Linked DNA regions of Homo sapiens: region 2 is linked to region 1. The links are chromatin loops, found by intact Hi-C in ENCODE. Cell type or tissue: IMR-90. All regions are shown on one strand.

What was found. Hi-C counts contacts between places; a loop is a spot of excess contacts. Peaks named below come from ENCODE experiments on the same cell type or tissue, not always from the same donor. Only the 100,000 strongest peaks of a DNase experiment are listed, where the experiment ranks them.
Region 2: a loop joins it to region 1, with 4 times the contacts of the local background. A loop is called at or near these places in 2 of 110 quality-filtered maps.

The regions. Positions count from the first base shown.
Region 1 is chr12:75,522,371-75,530,370 of GRCh38, reverse strand. It overlaps LOC105369844 (a long non-coding RNA gene), which reads left to right. Exons shown (of 16, transcript XR_007063375.1): 15 at 5,407-5,536; 16 at 5,931-6,110. Among named protein-coding and RNA genes, the nearest start is that of KRR1, 15 kb to the right of the region's middle. RefSeq lists enhancers at 6,648-7,148, 7,149-7,649. In IMR-90, CTCF peaks have their summits at 3,250 (motif pointing left) and 4,921 (motif pointing left); a DNase peak (open chromatin) is centred at 3,200; H3K27ac peaks cover 1,577 bases.
Region 2 is chr12:75,748,049-75,756,048 of GRCh38, reverse strand. The region is part of intron 1 of LOC105369844 (a long non-coding RNA gene); the gene reads left to right. Among named protein-coding and RNA genes, the nearest start is that of KRR1, 240 kb to the right of the region's middle. In IMR-90, no CTCF peak of the experiment used is centred here; a DNase peak (open chromatin) is centred at 4,908; H3K27ac peaks cover 3,494 bases.

The sequences.
Region 1 (8,000 bases):
GGAAAGCAGTTCAGAGATTTCTCAAAGAACTTAGAACTGCCATTTGAGCCAGCAATTCCATTAGTCAAAGGAAAATAAATTGTTCTACCAAAAAGACATATGCACTCATATGTTCATCAGAGTGCTATTCACAATAGTGAAGGCATTGAATCAACCAAGGTGCCCATCAAACTCATTTTCTTTGAGTACATCAATGGCTGTGTCTTAGGAATGGTGTTAATAGACTGCATGTGGACCAGCAAAGTACCTGTACCACCAATGCTAGCACATTCCATTTTTACTTCCCTAAAAAGCTAATAAGGTAGGGGAAAAAAATCTACCCCACCAGATCAGTTTCAGTGTTAACAAAGCTAAGACTCAAAGCACAAAATGGGAAAGCCCTGCCCACACCATGAATTGTGTTTACTCATACCCAGAAACTGCTAATTAGGTTACAGATAATTAAACTGTATTACAATCTCGGGATGAACATTTTCTTTATTTTTTTCTGTTTGTTAGTTTATTGCTAATGCATTGTGGGGAACCCTTAGAAAGACTCTGATAATGCTATCACATTACCCTTCCCCAGATTAATTGCATTATCACCAACTGAAATTATCTTTTTGCTTTGGTTGTTATTCGTCTTCCCCAATTAGGATATAAGCACTATGAGATCAGGGACATTATCCATCTCACTTAGCCCTACAGATGTTCCTTAACTTATGATGGGGTTGTGTCCTGATAAACCCATCATAAGTTAGAAAATATAATCTAAATTGAAAATGTACTTAATATACCTAACCTATAGAACATCAGAACTTAGCCTAGCCTATCTTAAATGTGCTCAGACACTGATATTAGCCTGCAGCTGGGAAAAATCATCTAACACAAAGCCTATGTTATAATAAAGTGTTTGATATCTCATGCAATTTATTGAATACTGTACTGAAAGTGAAAAACATGATGGCTCTCCAATTTATGAAGGTTATGATGTAAGTCCAACCATCGTAAGTTGGAGACTGTGTGTGTATAATCCATATGTCTGATGTATAGTAAGCAATATATTTATTCAACAAATATTTGAGCATGAATGCCTGAGTGAACAAAGAAAAGATAACTGCTCTATCTTAATCAGACTTTTATAAAACTAAAATTTGTATCCTCTAAAAGGCAACTATCCTCTCAATTGTATCAAACTCTTACTGTTTTTCCCTTATTTCATTTCTCTGAAGAAATCCTCTACTTCATTTAGCAAAGAGAGAATATCAAGAGATATATGACCCTATTTTAAATGTTGATAGGTGTCTCAAATATCTATTGCTATATAAGAAACATGCCAGCACACAATGGCTTAAAAACAATCTGGACTGAACAGTTCTTTTGCTCCACATGGTATCTACTGAAGCTGAAATGTCTAAGATTGCTTCTTCACTCACATTCAGAACCTCAGTTGGGATGACTGGAATATCCGAGAGCTGGTCAGGCCTGTTTCTGTCCCTCTTTCCACATGGCTAGCTTGGGCTTTCTCATAGTGAGATGGGCTCAGGGTATTTGAACTTCTTATCCTGCATCATTCTTCCAAGATAGAGGAAGCAGAAGCTGCCAGTCTTTCTAAAGGCTGGACCTAGAATTAGCAGAGTCATAGCCACAGTATTCTCTCGATCTAAACAAGTCACAGGGCCAGGCCAGATTCAAGGGGCTCCTCACTCTCTTAGTGTGAGGAGTAACATGCATATCAACAAGGAAGGAAGCTATCAGTGGTGGCTATCTTTGGAGATTATATGCCACAATAATGAGGTGGCTCTTCTCGAACTGCCTGCCTGTCTGTCTTAGAAATGCTGTAACTCTGTCCCAGTCTGTGCCAAGCAGAGATGATGAACAAAGCAGTGTGTGAAGTAGGCTGCTATTGCACCCTCTTTGCGTCTGACTTGATGTGGCTGACATATTGACATTATTTTATTGCTTTGGTGTGGCAACAGCTCCAGCTAAGCCACCACTGCCAGACACTTGCCCATCTGTCCTAAAATATGACTAATTACCATTATAATGATTCTTCAGCTTTATTAAACTTCTGTCTTCTGCAAAATCAAATGAGATTCATGAAGACTTTTTCATTAATCATCACAGCATCCCTGCTGAGAGCTTAAAAGAGGTAGGTGTATTCTTATTTTAGAAATGAAGAAGGTGCAACAAAATGAAGCTCTAGGAAGGTTAACCAGTATCACAAAGCTGGTCTGCTAGAATGAAGGAAAGAGGCAATATGTGTGTGTGTGTGTGTGTGTGTGAGAGAGAGAGAGAGAGAGAGAGAATTTTTCTGGGAAAAAGGGAAGGAGAGTCATCAATTTTTTTCTTTTCTGTTCCAATGTTATATGGCAATCATTTAAATGTCTCAACATACTAAAAGTTTCCAGAAGCAACAAACTTCTGGTATAATCAGAGGCTATGAGCTGTGCCCTAAGAAAAATATTGCAAAGAGATTTAACGTCTATCAGAATCAAATTTGTTTTCCTTCTTTCTAGCTACGTGTCCTTGGACAAGACACTGACCCTCATGCATTGATAGGCGTAAGTTTCAAAGCTTCATTAGATAGATTAAATGAAAAGACATGTAGCACATGTGTATAATAAGTTGTTCATAATAGGTACCCAATAAATGGCAATGGTTGTTATCATAAATTTTGTGATCTTAGGAATTTTAACATGCTAGTTGAAATAAAAAAGATAAAGCCTTCTTTATTTGTACCTAGTGACTTTCAGAAATAGCAGCATTAATTAATAGTTAACTGATTGGCACAATAGGGTGACTATAGTCAATAATAACTTAACTGTACATTTTAAAACAACTTAAATAGTGTAATTGGATTGTTTGGAACTCAAAGGATAAATGCCTGAGGGAATGGATACCCCATTCTCCATGATGTGCTTATTTCATATTGCATGCCTGTATCAAAACATCTCATGTACCCCATAAATATATAAACCTATGTATAGATGTATACACATAGGTGTATATATATATATACATAGATGTATGGTGTACAGGTGTATATCACAAAAATTTAAAAAAATTTAAAAATAGCTGGTTTGTATGTTATTAACTGCAGCTGAGTTTTTACGTTAAGATCTAGCCTGTGTGAACTTGAACAAGTAAGTTAATGTCTGTGGGCATTTGTATACTCATCTGTAAGGCAACAGAGCAGATGGTCTCTAAGAATGTTTGCATCGGACATCTGAGTTGTATGGAAATAGAAAAAGCCATTATTTGTGACCATTTGCCCTCTAGTGGCAAGAACCAGGGAAAACTATTTCTACTGAGAAAAAATTTCATGTCTGTATCCCCACCAAAACCTGATATATTGATAAATTCTTAGATTTGCTTCAATATTGTGTTAGTTATGTTTGTCTGTGTAAAAATTATCCCCCAAATTAGCAACTTAAACATTTACACAGTGTCTGAGGGTCAGGAATTTGTGAGCAGCTCAGCTGGGAGCTTGCAGCTCAAGGTCTCCCAGGAGGCTGCAATTAGGTCGGGCTGCAGCCATCAGACAGCTTGACTAAACTACATGAGCTGCCTCCAAGTTCTCTCATGTGGCTGTTGACAGGTTTCAGTTCCTTACCACAGGGACCTCTCCACAGGGCTGCTCACAACACGACAGCTGGCTTTCCCCAGAATGAGTGATCCCAGAGAGACAGAGAGAGAGAAAGAGCTAGAGAGAGAATGCAACAAAGATGGAAGGCACAATGTCTTTTATAAACAAATTTCAAAAGTTATTTACTGTGGTAGAATGAACTAGCATTACATGGATTCGAGATGAATATATCTAAAAACAATATATTCCACATAAAAAGCAAGTTTCATAAGTACATGCACATTATATATATAATTTTGTATATATATAATATACCTATACATTATATGAATGTAACTAATGTAAAATAGTTATATAATAATTACATACATGTTTATTAAGTATAATGTACAATGTGTCATATAAAATATGAAAAGCCTACTTTATCTTGTTTAAAGATTGTATGTGTGTGTGTGTGTGTGTGTAGTAGCCATAAAAACAAAAATATGCATGGAACTGATAAATACTGATAAAACTAAACATAAGTGGTCACCTGGGACTTTTGATATAACTCTTCAGAAAAAGAAGCTCTTCTTCTGTTAAGAATGTACATCCTAGAATTGCTGATAGACACAGAAGGGGGACAGAGAGAAAGAGAGAGAGAACATGTCAGTGATTGAGGGAGGGCATTACTGTCTTGATGACACTGTTGAGTTCCTAGATGCAGTATCCAGGTTATGGGACTATAAATCCTCTTTTTTACATAAGTTACTTTGAGTTTCTATGACTTTCCGTCAAAGGAGTCTTGAGAAGTATAGTTCTATGCAACTATTTAATCATACTGAAATCATAATTGTAGAAGAAGGCATATGCTTATTTATTAAAGGTAAAGAGTGCTTCCATCCCCTCTACCTCCCCTGGGCAACTCTAAGAGCAGGACACTCTAGTGCTTAAAAGATCAGATTCAGGCTTCTGAGACACTCCTCTCATGTTGCTTTAAGGCAAGGCCCCCTAAACTGGTAGCCTGATCCTCTAGGGATTCTATGGAAGAGTGCTATTATGTCTATGCAAACATGTGCTCTTCTGGGGAAAGAGTCTGTATTTCATCACATAGTAAAGGGAATGGTAAACAAAAAGAGGTTAAAATCACTGTTGGATGATAAAAAGTATTATGTTAAAGCCTGCATTTACACACCTCCCAGTGTCAGGTAGCTAGACTTTTTAATTAGAGAATTTGAAATTATGAAGTAGCAATGCCACCATCTTATTAACATCATGAAATCATTTTTAAAAATATAAATGTATTAAATGTTTAAAATATTTCACTTAAAAAGTTCATTTTATTATGGGCCATCTGCAGTTACTGCCACCTAAAGGATGGGAAAGGCATATAGCTTCAACAAATGACTAAAGATTTGCTTTCCAGAAAAGTTCAAGTGTTCTTTCAGTGTTATGTTTACAAATAAAAGACTGTCGTTTGCTTTTTCTATTAGCATAAAATAATTCTCAGTAGTATCAATACATTTCACATGCCACTGATTAAATCCTGAATATTCATGCATGCAATAAAAAGCCTTCCGTTGCTATGGTGGAACCTAATACCATGGAATGTATTCCAGCTTCCTTTAGGGGGAAGAACGTTCAAACTGAAAATTATATCAAAGCTGGTCCTTATCAATGAGAACAATCACAAAGAGAAAGAGGGAAGATTGCATGTAAATTATAGGAGAGGCTAGATTCCCAATGAAAATATGAATGTTTTATTGGCTTGGGGCCTGAAGAGACTAATATTCAAGCCGTAATGAGTGTCTTTCAACCCAAAGGGTCCACTGTATGTACAAATCCCAGTGTTTTTTCAGGTCATGAGGCAACAGAATTCCACAATGATATGGTTGAGGAAAATGGAGACCTGTCCACAGAGGAGCCCAGCATCATAATGAACAGCCATCTGGAATCTTTGGCTTTGGTACCAAACTAATACTGCCCTAGGTAGGTTAAATTTAAAAAAAAAAAAAAAAAGGTGGGGGAAATAACTCTGCTTTCATGGCATGCTTGGTTAGGCACTTACTGGCCCTTTAAAGTAGAATAACAGCAACTCAGAATACCTTTAGGCCAGAGCGTCTTATCCTTGGCACTATTGATATTTTGGGTTCAATAATTCTTTCTTGTTGGGGGGCTGCAAATTCTCAGGGCCTACTATACTACTATAAAGTGAGAGTGGGGCCACCCCTCCATGTGATTCTGAGGCTGGTTAAAGTTTGAAAAACAGTAATCTAACCCAACTCTCTCATTTTACAATAAAAGAAACCAGTTGGTTAAGTCTTATCTAAGATTAAATGTCTGGTTAGAGTCAAAACAGTACATTATACCTTATTCTCCACAGAATTTGCGAAGTGTGGCCTTGGAGAAAGAGGTGGGTATCCTGCAAAGATGTTTCACCCAGGCACCAACTACATGAAACATCCTGCTGCACAGCAGAAAGCATTTCAAGACTTGCTGAATATGTTTCGTAAATCTTGTCTCTGTCCTAGATTCCCAGGGTTCTTGGGTTACATGCAGAACAATTCACTTTTATCAACACTTTATTTTTCTAAAGATAGGTTAATAATATAATAATTTTATGACTGATAATGTATAATTAGTTTACAGCTAGGGTACATTTTTTGTGTGTGCTTGACTAGATACCTATTTCATCATGAAATCACTTGGAGTTAGAAGAGGGCTTACTTTTACAGCCACAGGTATCATTACTGTTATTGAGTTGTTAGATATACTGATTTAGAATTTTAAACTTTTCCATGAAGTTGACTGGAATGAAAAGCAGCTAATGTATGTTAGAAAATAAAAATGTGGCTATGCAACCATAAAAAAGAATGAGATTACGAATTTTGAGGGAACATGGATGGAGCTGGAGGCTCCATCCTCCAGCTCCATCTGTTTTCTGTTCCTGCATTAGCAAACTAACACAGCAACAGAAAAACAAATACTGCATGTTCTCACTTGTAAGTGGGAGCTAAATAATGAGAACTCATATAAAGAAGGGAACAACAGACACTGGGGCCTACTCGAGGGTGGAGGGTGGGAGGAGAGAAGCAGCAAAAATAACTATATTGGGTACTAGGTTTAGTATCTGGGTGATGAAATAATCTGTACAACAAACCCCCGTGACAGGAGTTTATCTATATAACAAGTCAGCATATGTATCCCTGAACCTAAAATAAGATTTAAAAAAAAGAAAATAGGGAGTATAGCCAAGATGGCCGATTGGGAACAGCTCCAGTCTACAGATCCCAGCGTGAGCGATGCAGAAGACGAATGATTTCTGCATTTCCAACTGAGGTACCAGGTTCATCTCATGGGGGATTGTCAGACAGTGGGTGCAGGACAGTGGGTGCAGCGCACCAAGCATGAGCTGAAGCAGGGCGAGGCATTGCTTCACCCAGGAAGTGCAAGGGGTCAGGGAATTCCTTTTCCTGGCCAAAGAAAGGGGTGACGGACGGCACCTGGAAAATTGGGTCACTCCCACCCTAATACTGCGCTTTTCCGACAGTCTTAGCAGACGGCACACCAGGAGATTAGATCCCGAGTCTGGCTCGGAGGGTCCTACGCCCACAGAGCCTCACTCATTGCTAGCACAGCAGTCTGGAATCAAACTGCAAGGTGGCAGCAAGGCTGGGGGAGGGGTGCCCACCATTGCTGAGGCTTGAATAGGTAAACAAAGCAGCCAGGAAGCTCGAACTGGGTGGATCCCACCTCAGCTCAAGGAGGCCTGCCTGCCTCTGTAGACTCCACCTCTGGGGACGGGGCATAGCCAAACAAAAGGCAGCAGAAACCTCTGCAGACTTAAATGTCCCTGTCTGACAGCTTTGAAGAGAGTAGTGGTTCTCCCAGCACGCAGCTGGAGATCTGAGATCAGACAGACTGCCTCCTCAAGTGGGTCACTGACCCCCGAGTACCCTAACTGGGAAGCACCCCCCAGTGGGAGCAGACTGACACCCCACACGGCTGGGTACTCCTCTGAGACAAAACTTCTAGAGGAACGATCAGGCAGCAACATTTGCTGTTCACCAATATTCACTGTTCTGCAGCATCCGCTGCTGATACCCAGGCAAACAGGGTCTGGAGTGCACCTCCAGCAAACTCCAACAGACCTGCAGCTGAGGGTCCTGACTGTTAGAAGGAAAACTAACAAACAGAAAGGACATCCACACCAAAACCCCATCTGTATGTCACCATGATCAAAGACAAAAGGTAGATAAAACTGCAAAGATGGGAAAAAACAGAGCAGAAAAACTGAAAATTCTAAAAATCAGAGTGTGTCTCCTCCTCCAAAGGAATGCAGCTCCTCACCAGCAATGGAACAAAGCAGGACGGAGAATGACTTTGACAAGTTGAGAGAAGAAGGCTTCAGATGGTCAAACTTCTCTGAGCTAAAGGAGGAAGTTTGAACCCA
Region 2 (8,000 bases), 230 kb before region 1:
CTCGTTGCTTCTCAGAGAAAGTGAGATGAATTACAGGTTCTATTAAGATGGCTTGCTTAGTTGAGTAATTGGGACTTTTGTGCTTTGCTTGCCTATTTCCTACTCTTTTTCTGGATTGAGTTGTTTATTTGGTTTACATTCCTCTAAACAGAATTCTTTTTTAAGCATCAGAGTAAATACTGGTTCACATCAATAGACACATAAAAAGTTATTGAAGAGTCCGAGTGGTGTGGAGCATGGAGTTTGGAATCAGGAACACCTGGTTCAAAGCCCACTTCTACAATTTACAAGGCACTTGCCCTCAGCCAATCTATTTGATATCTCTGAGTCTTAATTTCCTTATCTGTAAATAGAAGAAGTGGTATCTTATTTCCAGTTTTGTTCTGATAATTTTTCTTTATTGCAGGATTTCCAAGTTACTAGAATATGGGTAACCCATAAAACAACTGGCCATATAGTGCCTACTGATTATATGGTGACTGGGGCATAGTAAGCACTTACCAATTACTTGTTAAATAAAGGAGTGGCAAATACGTGTCTACGCCTCTATACTTCATATTTACTTTCCCTTAGAACTCGCACAGAACAGACATGTGTGTTGCCATGAATGGCCATGATGGTAAGGATGGAGTTGGGAGGATGGATAAAGATTTCAGGTGTGAGACAGGATGTAGTGTGTGTGTGTGTGTGTGTGTGTGTGTGTGTGTGTGTAAAAATCCAGAGCCCATCAAAAGACATCTGGTTTGCTTTGGTATTTCACTCACATAAGGAAATGTAAACAGAGGGCTCTGTTTGGATTGTGACTTTTAAAAGCTATCAGCCTATTTCAGGTATCAGGTAGTTTATAGTTTTGACATTGCCTCTACCGCACTGAGAGATATAAACCCTCTCAGGTGCAGCATTTTCACGTTTAGACTTTTTTCAGGATTCTGAGCCAGGGGAAATAAACTGAAGAAATTAAGTGGGGCCAACAGATTGTGCATAAAGATGGCCTCCTTCCTGGAAGTAAGAGTCAGGGAACTCCCTCTCTCCCAAACAAATGGGTTGATGTTCCCCACATTCACCATCAGGAGAATTTGAGTGAATTACTTCAGAAAGCTACTTCACAAGAACTTTGTGTGATGGTGACTTCCTTGATTACACATCTGTGAAATTCAGTGTGTCTGCAAACCACAAGGTTTAAACCACAGTGTTTAAAGCACACACATTTCATTGAGGTACAAATTGATTGGAATCCATAGCTTCCCTTTAGCTCCATACCAACCAATTTTTATTAGGATGCTTTGATTATATGTCTGACCTTTTTTTCTCCCCTCTGTCTTCCATCCTTTCCTCTCCTTAACTAGATAAAACAAGATAATATGTAAGAGAGAAACTTTTCTTTAAAGGCAAAGTACTATATCCACATCAGAATAATAACTTATTGATTTATTTAGCCACCCAAATTAACCTGCAACTTGGTCCCAAAAGCAAAACACACTCAGAAAAAAAAGGTTTTTAGACTTAAAACTTTTTTTCTTCCTTGTGAACTTTATCTTTGCAACTAAACATACTGAGAACATGTGCTTCATCTTTTCTGATACTTTGTTCCTTTGTGTTCTTACTGCACCAAATTGGACTGTGGCATCCCTGATTTTATAGCATTTCTATTGTCACTGCATCTGTAGCTTGGCTTACACCTCAAAGGGCTGAAGTGTGAGATGAACATCCTGCCTGAGCTATGGATGATGGTATGTCTAAGAAAGAAAATAACATGTTCTCTACATCTCATGACTGTCCTTGAATCATTTGATCACAGTTCATTTGTCTTTTTATTCACTGAGAAAACATTTCATAAATCTGTGTGAGATTTATTACGAGATTCATTAGTTTACCATTTCATCTATTTCATCTTCAACATTTTCACATTTTAAATCTAAGAAATATTAAAATTAAGAAAATAATCTCCTTTTCTTTAGACATGAAAGCTTCATGGCTATTTTTTTTTTTTTTTTGACACAGAGTCTCACTCTGTTGCCCGGGCTGGAGTGCAGTGGCGTGATCTCAGCTCACCGCACTCCACCTCCTGGGTTCAAGTGATTCTCCCGCCTCAGCCTTCTGAGTAGCTGGGATTACAAGTGCTCACCACCACACCTGGATAATTTTTGTATCTTTAGTAGAGACGGGGTTTCACCACGTTGGTCAGGCTGGCCTTGACCTCCTGACCTCATGATCTGCCCTCCTCGGCCTCCCAAAATGCTGGTATTGCAGGCATGAGCCACCGGGCCTGGCCCTCATTCATCCTTCCAAGACCCACATTAAATACCATTTCTTCCATGAAATATTTTCTAGCCCCATCACCCCAATCAGATATGAACCTTCTGAAACCCTAGTATATTAATTTACATCAATATTACAGAACATATATCACTACTAGCATTATTATATTGGTATACTTACTTTTGCTGATAGGTTGTGCAGCTGCAATGTTCCTGGCATTATGCTAGGCACTTAATTTACATTATTTCATTCAAATTTTAGGATTTCACATCAACTCTATGAACTACATAGAATCTCCATTTTATAATTTAAGACACCAAGTTTGAATAAGTTGCTCAAGGACAAGTCTTAGATTCAAATCCAGATCTATTTTCCACCAAAGCACATGCTTTCTCTATTAGACTATACTGCCTTTTGTGGTGAAAGGCTGTCTTACTTAGTTGTATGCCTCTTGTAACTCCTCAAACAATGAAAGTGATTTGTATGTAGTGGGCCTGGGAGGGTGTAGGCTGGGAGCTGCCAGCATATATCATGTATTATGTAAACCCTAAGATGGAGGTCAAAATGGAGGAGCACTGAACCAAGAAGAGAGACTAGGTCTGGGTGACATTACTTTAGCATCTGCATCAACCCAGTCCTATCTTTGAACTGTTCAAGTACATGAACCAGTATAGTCCAGTATGTATTGGATTTACTGTTTCATAATTTTTCTAAAACGATAGATCAGGGATATGTTGTAGGCTTTGATGTCACCAAGGTATTTGACAATTTGTTAAAATATGTTCATGGACAAGAAGGTGAATTGTAGGTTGTCTAATATATACTCAAATTATGTTTACCATTTCATCTATTTCATCTTCAACATTTTTACATTCTAAAATGTAAAATGATAGCACTCTGGAAAGGTTCTCTTTTTGGTATTTCACAAATCTTATCAATGCCTTAGAAGAAAATCTAGGTGAGCAAATATAAACTCTTATAGATCTTGAAAATAACGCTTGTACGTTGGATACCCAAATTCTAAATAGTCAGGAAGCACCTCATCCAATATGGTTATGGATAATGCACAGGAAAAAACCTAGGATGTTTAGGTTAGTGTTGGAAATCAGAGAGGAGGTGACAGAGTCTACCTGAGATTTTGCAGGGCAAGGTTAAAGGCAAGAAGCCAAGGCCAAAAAATACCCAGAGGCAGCATTAGCAATAAAACCATTCAGATATAGGTTCATATCATACTCTCGTCAATGAATAACTGTGGAACTTCAAGAAATTACTTAATCAATTACCCCTTGTTTCTGCACCTGTAGATACCTATCAACTGGGCTGTTGAGAAATAAGGAGGGCTGTTGAGGAATAACGCTTCCTATGTGGAAGTGTTAGATACACAGTAGATGCTCAATACATATGATTTGTTTGAAAGCATATTATGTACTAGGAGCTGGCTAATAATATGCTGGGAGCAAGGAGGGAAGGCCAAGGACCTGGGAGGCGGGGAAGCAGGAACAGTCATGAAGATGCATGAGTAATTCTGCAGAACATGATCTTTCTCATCTGGGAACAAATTTTTCCCCCATAACCTCTTAAGCGATCCACTTAGCACCTTGTAAGAAGGAAAGAACAAAGGTGATATAATCAATTTAACAAGGGTTAAATGTTAAGTTCCATAATAATAATAATAATAAAACCACCATTTAGATAATTATAGAACACAGTAAATTTGGTGGTGTAGATCAATAATAACTTGATTAGAGTTCATGGAATGATACTGTTTCTAAAATGTTTGGCATCCTTAGAATGTTTTGATAGAAGCAGAGGGTACATAGTCTAAGAATTATTAACTATCTTACTATTTGACCAGAGCAATTTAGCTGGAAACAATTTGATCAACATAACCTTGGTTGACATATTGATGCAGTTGAAATAGATATTTCCCAGTCATAGATTTTTGGAACATTGGTAATTTTTGTATCTAATTTTTAGCCATTGAATCTTACTCTGACTTAATTTTTCGAGTGAAAAGTTGGGACAACACCAGTGTTAATATTGGAATTCTTCATGGTTTTGAAGAGTACTTATCTTTTACTTATTATAAAAACAGAAACCCATTATAGAAAAGCTAGAAAATACAAGCAAAAGAACAACAACAAGAAATGCATCTTTTTGCCCACCCTTAGGTAACCACTGTTATTATCTTGGCTTATATCATTCCAGGTTCTTTTCCTTGCCTTTCATTGATCTGACAAAGGAAGGGACTGTGCTGCAAAGTAGTGAGCTCTCCGTTTTCAGAAGTTTTCAAGCAGAAGTAGGAAAATCTATCAGAGATGTGTCAGAGATATGGTATAAAAGAAAGGTTAAATTTTATAATGTCTAGTTTTTTTCAACTTTAGGATTCTAAGAAAAAAAACGATAAATGCCATTGTAATGCTCACAAGGATTGTTCATTTATATTGTATTTGTGGGATTCAGCTGAAAAATAACTTCTAAAATTCCAGCTCTGATTGGTAATTCATTCTGTCGTTTCTGAGGTATTGGCTTGAACGCCTATATTTGATTTCTGTGCTTGAGTAAACCCACCCACTGGCCAGACTGAACCCCAGTGTGTTTGACATTTTCCCTTTTGAACAGCATCCAGCATAATGTAGCTTACTGGAAAAAATCTACACAGTGTGACTCAGAAAGTCATGCAAGCATTTCTTTCTGTGGAATTCTTTATTTTTTTTTCCCAAAATGAAAATAGATCACATTATTTGAGGATAAACAAATCTGAAAGTGTTTCCAGTAATATCTTTTTATGTATAAGCTGCTGAAGATTAACTAGCAGTTCTTGGCTAAGATCTTGCTTCCTACCTAAATATCTCAGTAAATGCTGTCCTATTGAAATAAAATTCAACTTTTCAAAGTTTCCAACTGGAAATAGAAAATGAAGTCCTACTTCCCAGAAGGAGGAGTCATGCTTTCTTTTTGTTTAAAATGTCCGTAAATTATCCAACACAGGCCCAGCCACGCAGTGTACATTTAATGCCCTCTAAATGAAACTATGTAAGATAAAATTACAGCTTATGAAAAACCATGTAAGCTACATGGTTTAACAAGATCTGGATTCTTCTTCCTTTATCTTCCTTTGTTTTCTGATAAATTTCGGGAAATACTCCCAAATAAGCACATGTATTGTCAATACTCATAATTTAAAATTTATTATTTGTTTTAATTTTTATTTTAGGTTTGGGGGTACATGTGAAGGTTTGTTGTTACATAGATAAACATGTGTCATGGGAGTTTGTTGTACATATTATTACATCACCCAGGTAGTAAACCCAGTACCCTAATATTGTTTTTAAGGAGTTGTATTTTAGATATGTTTTTATAATTATTAATGGAGTGTTATTAGCTGAACATGCACATTTGAGATGTTCTTTAGGTAGAAGGATCTGTATGCAACTCGGCAAGTACTTTTAGAAGGTATTGACTATTGTAATGTTGGCAGTATAAAAGGAAGGAAGACAGGACCATAAGACTTGAGAGAATGGTAGTGGAAAAAGAAATAAGCTACAGAATGTTTGATCTGATCAATAAATAATAAAATAGTAGCTACATGTATTGAGTATCTACATTGTATATATTAGATACTAGGTTAGGTGGTTTGTATATACACTGCCTTTTATCGCCACCCTACAATACAGCATTATCATCTCCAATTTACGGGTGAATGTTCTGAAGCTGAGAAGAGCTGGGATTCATAGTTTGTCCCACGATAAAACTTACTTTCTTCAACCTATACCATGTTGTCTCAGACGTATCATAAATAAAACCAGGACAGACAAAGAATAAAAATGAAATCTTAAAATTCTCACAATGTAACAGTAAACAAAGTAAACAATCCAATTAGGAAATAGATAATAGACATGAAACATTTCACTGAAAAGATATACAGAAGGCAAATAAGCACATGAAAAGATGTTCTACATCGTCAGCCGTTAGGAACATGCAAATTAAAACCATAGTGAATTTAAAATTTAAATTAAATTAAAACCATACAGTACATCTATCAATGGCTAAAAAAAAAAAAAAAAAAATTAATGATGTAACCGTCCAATGGGTTCACTTTTCCCTCTGCCTAGACAGAGCCAATTTATCAAGACAGGGGAATTGCAATGGAGAAAGAGTAATTCACGCAGAGCCAGCTGTGCCGGAGACCAGAGTTTTATTGTTACTCAAATCAGTCTCCCCAAGCATTTGGGGATCAGAGTTTTATTTTTATTTTATTTTATTTTTTATTATACTTTAAGTTCTAGGGTACATGTGCACAACGTGCAGGTTTGTTACACATGTATACATGTGCCATGTTGGTGTGCTGCACCCAGTAACTCATCATTTACATTAGGTATATCTCCTAATGCTAACACTCCACCTTCCCCCAACCCCATGACAGGCCCTGGTGTGTGATGTTCCCCACCCTGTGTCCACGTGTTCTCATTGTTCAGTTCCCACCTATGAGTGAGAACATGTGGTGTTTGGTTTTCTGTCCTTGCGATAGTTTGCTCAGAATGATGGTTTCCAGCTTTATCCATGTCCCTGCAAAGGACATGAACTCATCCTTTTTTATGGCTGCATAGTATTCCATGGTGTATATGTGCCACATTTTCTTAATCCAGTCTATCATTGATGGACATTTGGGTTGATTCTAAGTCTTTGTTATTGTGAATAGTGCCACAATAACATACGTGTGCATGTGTCTTTATAGCAGCATGATGTATAATCCTTTGGGTATATACCCAGTAATGGGATGGCTGGGTCAAATGGTATTTCTAGTTCTAGATCCTTGAGGAATCGCCACAGTGTCTTCCACAATGGTTGAACTAGTTTACAGTCCCACCAACAGTGTAAAAGTGTTCCTATTTCTCCACATCCTCTCCAGCACCTGTTGTTTCCTGACTTTTTAGTGATCACCATTCTAACTGGTGTGAGATGGTATCTCATTGTGGTTTTGATTTGCACTTCTCTGATGGCCAGTGATGATGAGCATTTTTTCATGTGTCTGTTGGCTGCATAAATGTCTTCTTTTGAGAAGTGTCTGTTCATATACTTCAGCCACTTTTTGATGGGGTTGTTTGATTTTTTCTTGTGAATTTGTTTAAGTTCTTTGTAGATTCTGGATATTAGCCCTTTGTCAGATGGGTAGATTGTAAAAATTTTCTCCCATTCTGTAGGTTTCCTGTTCACTCTGATGGTAGTTTCTTTTGCTGTGCAGAAGCTCTTTAGTTTAATTAGATCTCGGAGATCAGAGTTTTAAAAGATAATTTGGCGGGTAGGGGCTTGGAAAGTGGGGAGTGCTGATTGGTCAGGTTGGAAATGGAATCAAAGGGGGTTGAAGTGAGTTTTTCTTAACGTCTTCTGTTCCTGGGTAGGATGGCAGAACGGGTTGGGCCAGATTACCAGTCTGGATGGTGTCAGCTGATCCGTCAAGTGCAGGGTCTGCAAAATATCTCAAGCACTGATCTTAAGCTTTACAATAGTGATGTTATTCCCAGAAGCAATTTGGGGAGGTTTAGACTCTTGGAGCCAGAGGCTGCATGACCCCTAAATTGTCATTTCTAATCTTGTAGCTAATTTGTTAGTCCTGCAAAGACTGGACATCAGGCAAGAAGGGGGTCTTTTCGGAAACGGCTGTTATCAATTTTGTTTTAGAGTCAAAACATGAACTGAGTTCTTTCCCAAAGTTAGTTTGGCCTGCACCCAGCAATGAG